Linked DNA regions of Homo sapiens: region 2 is linked to region 1. A link is an interaction called in ENCODE POLR2A ChIA-PET data of the cell type or tissue named here. Cell type or tissue: PC-3. All regions are shown on one strand. Each heading gives the region's core, and the rest is flanking DNA. Links, peaks and the distances in the headings are about the cores only. Region 1 has its middle 33 kb from the start of LINC02057. Region 2 has its middle 30 kb from the start of LINC02057.

Region 1 (5,385 bases), core at 179-5,178:
TTATTATCTTGATTATCAAATGAAACTTGCTCACAGTATGAGATTCAAACAATATAGAAATGTGTAAGATCTAAAGTAAAATTTCCTTCAATCCTGCCTAAGAGATAGTTTCTACCAAATCTATATTTCCAAAAATATTATGGAATGTTTATATATTAGAATTACACATAGTACTTCAACTTATCTTTTTTTTTCACTTAAAGTACCTGGGATATATTCCCAGGTATGTGTGAGTGGTTTCTTTCTTTTCTTTTTTAAGTCTATCAGCTAGATCTCTGGGAGGCCAGCAGGGAATGGGAGATTCTCCGGCCTTCCTGCTGCAGGTAGGCAAGGGAATGAATGGGCACTGGAGTCACAGATGCCAGAGCTGAAAGGAATATTAAATGGGGCTTAATTTAGCCCCCTTATTAAATGATGAAAAAATGAGGGTCCAGAGACCAGAATCCACATCTTCTAATTCCTCATCTAATATAGTTTTTACTATGCCACACTGCATACAGTATAAAACAGATATTAATAAGTGCTTTTCAAAGAGCTTCCACCTTGCCAACCTTTTGTTTCAGCCTTATCCTCCTTAGCTGTTTTTGTGCTGCTGATAAAGACATACCCGAAACTGGTCAATTTACAAAAGAAAGAGGTTTAATGGACTTACAGTTCCATGTGACTGGGAAAGCCTCACAATCATGGTGGAAGACAAGGAGAGGCAAGTCACATCTTAGATGGATGGCAGCAGGCAAAGAAAGAGTTTGTGCAGGAAAGCTCCCCTTATAGAACCATCAGCTCTCATGCAACTTATGTACTATCATGAGAACAGCACAGGAAAGACCTACCCCCATGATTCAATTACCTCCCACCAAGTCCCTCCCACAACATGTGGGAATTCAAGATGAGATTTGGGTGGGGACACAGCCAAACCATATCACCTCCCTTGAGCAAACTGGGGGAAGGGATCTTTCCCGTTTTAAAGATAATACTAGCCAACACTGGCTGGGCACCATGTGCCGGGTTCTAAGCCAAGCTATTTGCCTACATTCTCTCACATGTTCTCACATGAACTTTCTGAGTTGGTACTATTGTCATGCCCATTTTATAGATGAAAAAAATTAAGACTCAGAGACTTTGAGTAACTAGCCAAAGGCCCCACAGCTGAGACATGATGGAGCTAAGGCTTCAACCTATGTCTAGTCGTAGAATCCTTACTTTTAAACATTACACTCTATTTTTTGCAGGCTTAGCACATAAACTTTTCCCATACAACAAAATTTAATTACTCTTTCGCTTTTTCTTTTGTTGTTATCCAGTCCTTCTCAAATGAAGTGAAACAGGAATGACATTAGAAAATGCAATCTGGTGTCAAGCAGGGTTCAGGGGCCTCACTTGGTGTTCAGGACTCTGTGCCAAACACTGGGGTAAAAACAAAACAAAACAAAACAAAACACCCAGTTCCAACCACAGCTATTCTCACAGTTGGCAAAGGAGTCACCTGGCACTTTTCCTCTGGAGATTCAGCGTGTCCCATACAAGGTGGTAAACTGCTTGCTCCCCTGGTATTTTTATTTCTTATGTAATTGTGCACTCCTTTCAACTCGGCCAACACGTTAGCACTTGTAGGTAAAGCTGATCTTTTTTCAGTCAGACACACAATACACACTGAGTCATGTGTAAAAGGCTCGTACAATGTTTTTGTTGTGAACAGAGCCCCAAGGGCCTCGTCTTACAATCCTCACATGTGTGTGACCCTCATGAAGAGAGGGCTGCCTGGTGCTGCAGTGTGTGGTCTTCTGCACGCAACAGCAGGATATCTGGGTGCATGGTGAGCTCTCACCTCACCCACCCAACGCTGGCCTTCCATAAGCTGGTGGTATGGGACTCACCCAGACATTTGTACTGTAGCCTCTATCATTTGTTCACCTTCTCCTTCTTTCCCCTTCCAGTGCCTTCTCCCCTAGCCCCAAGCTTCTGTTAAATCTCTCTGCCTTACCCATTTTCTGATTTGTTTTCTCTCCTTGTGTCCTGGAAAGCTGCACTATCTCCACTATTGCTCCACAAAGCACAGCGCCGTTCCCCTTTCCCTTTCTCCTGTCTTCCGCAGAGCCTCTTCTCTGTTCCCGGCCCTGTCCCACATGCATCATTTCCTCTCCTTTCTCTGCTCTCCAGGCTCTCTGTCACTACTGTATCCGTTTTCAGCAAACAGGCTGCAGGTGCCATTCTGAATGTGGAGACTCTGTGTGTTGAAATGATTCAACACATTGACTCAGTGGCCTGCTGCTTGGGTAAACTTCCCAGCACTGCTATTTACTAACGAGATAACCTTGAGAAAGTTACTTAGCCAGTCTAAATCTCATGTTCCCCTCAAGTCAAATGGGGATAATGAAAAACTCTACTTCTTAGAATTGTTGTGAGCCTTATATTATGCTCCATAACCCTGGGGTTGGGGTTTCGGTTCCAGGGTTCCAGACTTGTATATGCCTTACTAGTTGGATGGTCTTGACCAAGATACTGACCTTCTCTCTGAGCAAGTGTCCTCACTTCTAAAGTGAGAGTGATAATAATAGGACCTACTATATTAGTGTACTGGGAAGATTACATCAGTGAATAAACATAAAAGCACCTGGAATAATAAATGGCATACAGGAGCTTTCCCCAAAAGTTGGCCATCATGATATTTGTTCGTGATAAAAGATGCCTAGAATGCAGCTTGCCTGGAGGCACTCACAAGGTGGTAGTTACCCTTTGCTGCTCTCGCTGTCCACTCTGGCTGCTCACCTCCAGGAAGTCTGGCCTAGGAACATACAAGTCAAGAATTGAAACAGGAAGGAAATAACGTGGCAGGTTTTCTATTATAGCTCACTGTGCTTTCATCCTAATGTTGCAGGTAGAACAATAATGTCTTCCTCAATTATTCCACAAAACAACTTTTGGAAATCACATTTAATTTCTCTCCTTAAAGGAAATAACATATATAGCATGCTTCGAGCAGGGCTTGGGGCTCCATAAATTGTCTTGTTCATTTATTTATGTAAGACCACTCTAGCCACATATAGAAAACATAGAAGAGAAAGAAAAGGAAAAATAAATCCTTTCCTTAAGTCCACACTTGTTGTCATTTTGTACTCTCATGTTTTAATGTACTATGATAACTCATATTTTAAAGAATTCCACTGAGAATCATTTCAGGGAGTGAAGATTCTTTCTTAGATAGTTAGGCCCTTCAAGACTGCCAGAAAAGGATGTGCCTGGATTCTCTTTGGTAAAGTGAGGAAGCCCAGGGTATCCTCTCCTCTAGCATTGTCCAGGTCAGAACAGCCTCAAAATCCCTTGGAAGATCTCCTGAGCTGGAGCATCCCCAGCATTTGTATTTTCCAAAACAGAAGGTGCGAGGATTCATTTGTCATCAATCAACTCAAAGGATAGACTATAGCACCAGATCCCCTCAGAAATGCTCTAGTTCTTTTTTTTTTTTTTTTTTTCAGAGGAGAACCATGGCTGCAGAGTGTTAATAATACACACATGACAGTTAAGGCTTATAGATCCCTTTTTTGTAAAAAAATAACAGTCCCCAGCTGGGCACAGTGGCTCATGCCTGTAATCCCAGCACTTCGGGAGACCAAGGCGTGTGGATCACCTGAGGTCAGGAGTTCAAAACCAGCCTGGCCAACATGGTGAAACCCCGTCTCTGCCAAGATTGTGCCACTGCACTCCAGCCTGGGTGACAGAGTAAGACTCTGAAAAAAAAAAATCCATTAATGGTGGTGCATGCCTATAATCCCAGCTACTATTTGGGAGGCTGAGGCAGGAGAATAGCTTGAACCTGAGAGGCGGAGGTTGCAGTGAGCCAAGACTGTGCCACTGCACTCAGAGAGCACGCCACTGCACTCCAGCCTGGGCAACAGAGCAAGACTCTGTCTCAAAAATGAAAAAAAAAAACAACCAAAACAAAACAAAAACAGTTCCCTTGGTCTACCTTCTGTAGGAATTGAGCTTTCATGCAGTGGGTTCATTTTAAGTTTGGAATACTGAGCTATCAGGATGTGTCTTCTGGCTAGTGGAGACTTCATATTATGTGCATTAACTGCCCTCTTCCTATCAACACCCAAATATCTTCATAAAAAGTCACTGGAAGATTTTATGTCAGAGGAAGAAAATATAGATATGACTAAGAAAATTTTTCAATTAAAAAAATGTAAACTCCTTGGAGCATAATGTCCTAAAGGGCAGGAGAAGTCTAAAACAGCAATAAAATTGTCAGCTTTTAATAACCAGCCATGTTTCCATGGTACTTTATCATTTGCAGTGCATTTTAAACAGCTATTACATACTCATTTGTTTGTTTACTTATTCCTTCAACACCAGGACCATACTGTGACTTTTGTGGGTCCTAGGACCTTTGCCTTCTTGGGCCCCTTCCTCCATTAGAAAAATTAAAATAGCTTAATAGATTTTGTGGGTCCTAAAAATTTCATTTTTTTCTAATGCGAGGAAAAATTGAAACATTTTCTTCTGTCCTGACAGTTCATTTTTTTCTTTTGATTTTAAAATAAATTAAAACATTTTCTTTAGCTAGGGGTGGTGATGCACACCTGTAGTCCCAGCTACTCAGGAGGCTGAGGTAGGAGGATTGCCTTAGCTGAGGAGGTCAAGGCTGCTGTGAGCTGAGACTGGACTACTGTGCTCCAACGTGGACAACAGATAGAGACCCTGTCTCACACACACACACAAAAACCACCCACACACACACATGAAAACAAAACAAAGGAAAACATTTTCTTGGGCCCCTAAAAAGCACTGTGAGCCCAGGCACTATGCTTACTGTATTTCTTGGAGGGGCCAAGTATGGGCTATGGGTTAGAGACACAAAGATGAGTATATGCAGCCCTGACCCTAAAGAGCTCAGCAGTCTCAGGGAAGCAGACCTGCAAGCAAGCCATTTGGTGGCTGGCAATCAGGGCTATGACTAAAGTCTGTTACTGGTTCTACAAGAGCATGGAGGGGTCAGCTCCTAACTCTACAGACAGTGGGAGGACAGCTTTGTGAAAGGAGCATTGCTCAAGTGGCTGTTTAAGCCAGCATTTTTCAGCAATTTTGTGTTTGAGGCCCACTTTCAAATTTTATAATTTCTTGATAAATTAACAAATTAAGAACACTGGGCCAAAGAAGCAAGTTTCAGAGAATTGAAGAAACTTGCTGTTAATTTTGGTATATGGAGATATATGTGGTTTTTGTCTTCTGATCAATATGTAAGATGTATTTTTGCTACAACTGGATACATATGGTCACCTCAATGTTAGCCAATAGTGTCAAGCTAAGTACCTTTTGGCTCAGGACAGAGGGTACTGGCTGAGAGGGAGATGTGGGACTGGCTGAGAGGGAGATGTGGGAAGTTCA
Region 2 (5,385 bases), core at 85-5,084, 63 kb after region 1:
CTAAAGGTTGTTATAACTCCCCTTCAGTGGAGCATATCTTCAAACACCTTCCTGGATAATTACCATGGCCCAGTGATTGAGGAATCACCAGAGTGATTTTAAACACACACACACACACACACACACACACACGCACGCACACACTTCTCTAGTGTTTCTTTGTGTTTGTTTTCTATGTGTATTTTCAAAGCCCAGTGGTTCATGAGAGACAGTAGAAGGACAAAATAAGAAGACATATGGTAGTGCTTAAATTATTCCCCAACAGGGAAAGTGTGCAATATGAAATTATTCAGTTTTTCTCTACTATTCTGAGATGGGGAGAAAGCATTTCAACCAAGAAAATAATAGGGTACCCACAATGCCCAGAGGACAACTGAATTATATCATCAACTTCCAAATTCAGTCAGCAATATTTCACCAGAAAAGCTGCTTTGCAAAAATTAAACCTCTAATGTTTACACTGGGAAATACCTCCAGTCCTTCTTTACCCTCTCCCAATGTCCCCCAGCCTCTGCACACACACACACACACACACACACACACACACACAATCTCTTAGACTTTTTAGCTCCTCTTTGTTTAGTTCACCTCTGTTTTCCTAATGTGTACACAGGTTATTCTGTAGTGAAGTGCCCAAAATGCCTGTAAAAGGAAAAACTACACAAAGTAAAATTTTGCCTCTTAGTTTTCAAAATGTTCTAAGAACCTATAGATTCATCTGACATAAGATTGTGAAAAGGGGCAGCCAAAAGAAATCAATTAGACAATTTCTTTTTTTAAATTGGTGTCTGGTATTTATTTATTTATTTATTTATTTATTTATTTATTTATTATACTTTAAGTTCTAGGGTACATGTGCACAATGTGCAGGTTTGTTACATATGTATACATGTGCCGTGTTTGTTTGCTGCACCGATTAACTTGTCATTTACATTATGTATATCTCCTAATGCTATCCCTCCCCCATGCCCCCACCCCACGACAGACCCCAGTGTGTGATGTTCCCCACCCTGGGTCCCAGCATTCTCATTGTTCAATTCCCACCTATGAGTGAGAACATGCTGTGTTTGGTTTTCTGTCCTTGTGATAGTTTGCTCAGAATGATGGTTTCCAGCTTCATCCATGTCCCTGCAAAGGACATGAACTCCTTCTTTTTTATTGGCTGCATAGTGTTCCATGGTGTATATGTGCCACATTTTCTTAATCCAGTCTATCATTGTTGGACATTTGGGTCGGTTCCAAGTCTTTGCTATTGTGAATAGTGCCGCAATAAACATACGTGTGCATGTGTCTTTACAGTAGAATGATTTATAATCCTTTGGGTATGTACCCAGTAATGGGATGGCTGAGTCAAATGGTATTTCTAGTTCTAGATCCTTGAGGAATCGCCACACTGTCTTCCACAATGGTTGAACTAGTTTACACTCCCACCAACAGTGTGAAAGTGTTCCTATTTCTCCACATCCTTTCCAGCATCTGTTGTTTCCTGACTTTTTAATGATCGCCATTCTAACTGGTGTGAGATGGTATCTCACTGTGGTTTTGATTTGCATTTCTCTGATGACCAGTGATGATGAACATTTTTTCATGTGTCTGTTGGCTGCATAAGAAATGACAATTTCTTGAGATCCCTTTTCATTCAAATTGATAACTAGAGGAGGGAGGCAGGGTTAGGCTCCAGCTGCCTGTTGTTTTTAGTCAGTTTGTGCAACTTCAATCCATTTGACCCAGGCACAGGCATATTATATAAAGGTTTTATGAAAAGAGATAAACTTTGAGAAATATTTTTTAACTTTAATTTTAAAAATGGCACAATGAGTCACGCCCGTAATCCCAGCACTTTGGGAGGCTGAGGTAGGAGGACTGCTTGAGGCCAGGAATTTGAGATAAGCCTGGGCTACATAGAGAGACCCTGTCTCTACAAAAAATAAAAAATTTAGCCAAGCACGGTGGTACATGACTGTAGTCCTAGCTGTTTGGGAGGCTAAGGTGGGAGGATCACTGGAGCTTAGGAGTTTGAGGCTGCAGTGAGCTATGGATCGTGCCACTGCACTAGAACCTAGGTGACAGAACTTGTCTTTAAAAAATAAAAATAAAACTAGGCGATGCATTAACATGGGGAATATCAACACAATATAAAAATGTATATGTTGAGAAGTCTGTCCCCATCTGCTCCGGCCCAGCCCCTTCCCCAACCCCCTCTCCCTGCAGGTAAGCACATCGTTAGCTTCTTGTGTATCATCCCGGGATTTTTGCCGATACAAGCAAACACAAGCATATCCCTATTTTCCTCCCTTTCCCAATGTTTTTGAGAAAGAATTTAGGAGAGAAGGAACTTGCTTTATTTGTCCTGGTAGTGGGAATCCATGAATAGAGAAGGTATGATGGTATATCAGCAGCTTGGAAGAATGGAAATGATTTCTGTTATTTAGATTCCCAGAATCGTTTTATTTGACTTTGGTTCTTTGGTTAAACCTATTCTTTGGGCCTCTTAACTCTTTAAGCTTCAAAAATCTTTGTTGTCTGAACAAGCGAAAGTTTTAGATGATTCATAGAGCTCATCTTTTTTGCCTAACAACAAAAACATGTGTATGCTGACTTTAAGAAAAGAACACGAAACACAGTGGCAAGTGCGGTACAGTGTCCCCTTAGGAAGAGCTGCCCTCACCCTGGGTCTCAGTGTTAGCATGTTGGGGTGCTGCCCATGGCCTGAGGCATGAACATTTATTCCACCCAGAAGCTTTTCTTTATCTTAAATCAACCTGGACATAGAGACAAAGAAGGCCTTAGAAATATCTTATTTTTCTGACACTTAAGTGTCTCAAATAGAATAATTTTGTAGATTTCAGAGACAACAGGAATGTGTATGTAACAGCCAGATAATTGATGCTGGGCATTGTGTAAGACTGGGCCAGATCCCCAAAACAATTAAACACTTTTAAACTCATATTTTGGAAATGAATAGGCAACAAAGACAAAAACCTGTCCTTTGAACAATTTGAAACACAATAACAATGAAATGTGTTGTCATTTTTTGTGTAGTTTTATGTATGCCAGATGAATAAAAGATAAACTAAATTGTGAATGACATATAGAATAAATTATCACATAGGTGCGTATTATAACAATTGCTTTACATTGTAGATATTTCCTAGAGTTATATAATGAGTGAGTTTGTGGAAATGAAATGAAAATTTATTAAAAATTTAATGAAATCCTTAAGGCGATTTATTTATTTTAATATTTTATTTTAACTAGCTTTTTTGTTGAAAAAGAAATACATGTGCATTGTAAGATATTTAAACAGTACAGAAAGTATACAGTAAAAATAATCTTTCACTACATCCCAGGCACTCAGGCCTTTTCCTCAGAGGTAACTAACACAACACTTTGTTATGTTTCCCACAGAAATATTCTGCACATCTCAATATGTCAATATCTCTATCTTAAAAACACAGACAAGGGCATGTAGTAAACTTGTTCTTTGCTTGGCCTTCGTCCATGTTAGCAGCTGCATACCTCTCACACCTCTCCCAAAGCCACAGAATATTCCCACAGAATATTGGAAGGACAGGCCTCCAGTAATTCAGCAGCCAGGCCCCTACCGTGGGATGACTCTTCTATGAAGCGAAGACAAATCTTTTGGAGAGTAAAATACAATTGCCTTCTAATCATCTCTGTCGCCCAGGATGGAGTGCAATGGTATGATCTCAGCTCACTGCAGCCACGACCTCCCAGGTTCAAGCAATCCTTCTACCTCACCCACCTAAGCAGCTGGGATTACAGGCTCATGCCACCATGCCCCGCTAATTTTTGTAGAGACTGGGTTTCACTACATTTCCCAGACTGGTCTCGAACTCCTGGGCTCAAGTGATCCACCTGCCTCAGCCTCCCAAAATGCTGGGATTACTGGCATGAGCCACCACGCCAGGCCTAATCATCTGTTTTGATAAAGAGATTTTGTCATAGAGCAAGCGGTGTCCAGCTCTCCTTTAGCCACTGTGGCTTCCAGGACTCCCAGCTCTATCCCCTGGACTCAGGGAGGTCACCATGCTCTGTGTTGCAGCCCAGAAACTCCACAGACAGTGAGCTGGGGTAATATCCTACAGTCCACCTCATTTGTTCCCCTCGCAGAGATCACCACGCTGGGCTTTTGATGTCCCTGGTCTGAAAACCATTCTTTCACACACTTTGCCCAGTTTTTCAGTTGTGTCAGGCAGGAGGATAAACCCAGTCCCTGTAACTCCATCTCAGCCAGAAGCAGAGGTGTTTTTTAAACACAAAAGTGTTTCCTAAACTTGGATGTGTACAATCATCTGAGAAACTCATTAAAAATAAAGATTCTTGGGCTCCCACCCAGAAATTCTGATTTGGCGGGGCTGCCTGGGAATCTGTATTTGTAACCAGAGCCCCAAGCGGTGTTGAAGCAGCCCCGCCATCACCAGGCCTGCTGTTTGAGAACCACTGGCTCGAAGGATGATTATGTTTATTTGTCAGCTCTTCTCAAGTGATACCACCATATGGGCACTTTGTTATTCAGATGAACAAAATAAAAATAAATGGTGAGGTGGATTTCTTGCCCAACTTAAATTATTGAGTGTTTAGAAACATGCTGTCACCTCTGATGAGTGTCTAAAGAGGCCTGAGTTCGGTTCTAAGGGATAGCTCTACTCAGCAGGTGACACTGCAAATGCTATGTGCTTGAAGGCAAGTTGGAGATCAAGTTGGAAGGGACACATTTGCTTGTCTGCACAGAGAGGGCACACATCCCAGCAGCTTCAGCTTAGTTAAACTCATTTTGGAAAATATTTTTGGCTCATGTGGTTTTATGCTTTTAGAGTTCCATTTTAAGCACTGGGTCCATCCAAACCCACGGAAGCTAGCTGAAGCATCCAAGGAAGATGCTGAGTTTCACACAGATCTCTGCTGAGTCTGGAAAAATCTCTCAGATTTGTCCAAACTGCTTTGTTGAGAAATCAAAACAAAAATCCCTAATCCCAGTGGGGCTTGTAGGGTCTGTGGTTTTTGTCCAAAACTACGGCAAAAGTAGTGGTCAGTCATGTGACTCACAAGCCTAAAGGTTTCATTATAAAACCTGAAAAAAACCCACGAGCTTAGTCTTAAAATATACTCCCAAGAGACAAACCAGAAAAAAAAAATCATCTTAGTTTTGGCCTGGAAGCATAGACTAAGGAAACATGTCCAAACCAAATGTTGTCAGGGCTCACTACATTTTAAATCCAAAGCTAAATTTTATTCCATTGGGGTGACACTGTTTATTAACACTGTCTGTGGCAATCAGATTGTCTAGAAAAGTTCAGGAGAGCTGGAGGCCCTCTCTTGTTTATGCTATGAGCAGATCCGGCCTGCTGTCCAATAAAATGA

The links. Peaks named below come from ENCODE experiments on the same cell type or tissue, not always from the same donor. Only the 100,000 strongest peaks of a DNase experiment are listed, where the experiment ranks them.
Region 2: POLR2A ChIA-PET joins it to region 1 with 9 read pairs; 2 of 35 experiments call an interaction of 5 or more read pairs at or near these places.

What each region holds. Positions count from the first base shown.
Region 1 is chr5:61,295,601-61,300,985 of GRCh38, reverse strand. No RefSeq gene overlaps it. Among named protein-coding and RNA genes, the nearest start is that of LINC02057, 33 kb to the right of the region's middle. In PC-3, for the core only: no CTCF peak of the experiment used is centred there; a DNase peak (open chromatin) is centred at 2,205; H3K4me3 peaks cover 673 bases; H3K27ac peaks cover 1,704 bases.
Region 2 is chr5:61,232,331-61,237,715 of GRCh38, reverse strand. No RefSeq gene overlaps it. Among named protein-coding and RNA genes, the nearest start is that of LINC02057, 30 kb to the left of the region's middle. In PC-3, for the core only: no CTCF peak of the experiment used is centred there; no DNase peak of the experiment used is centred there.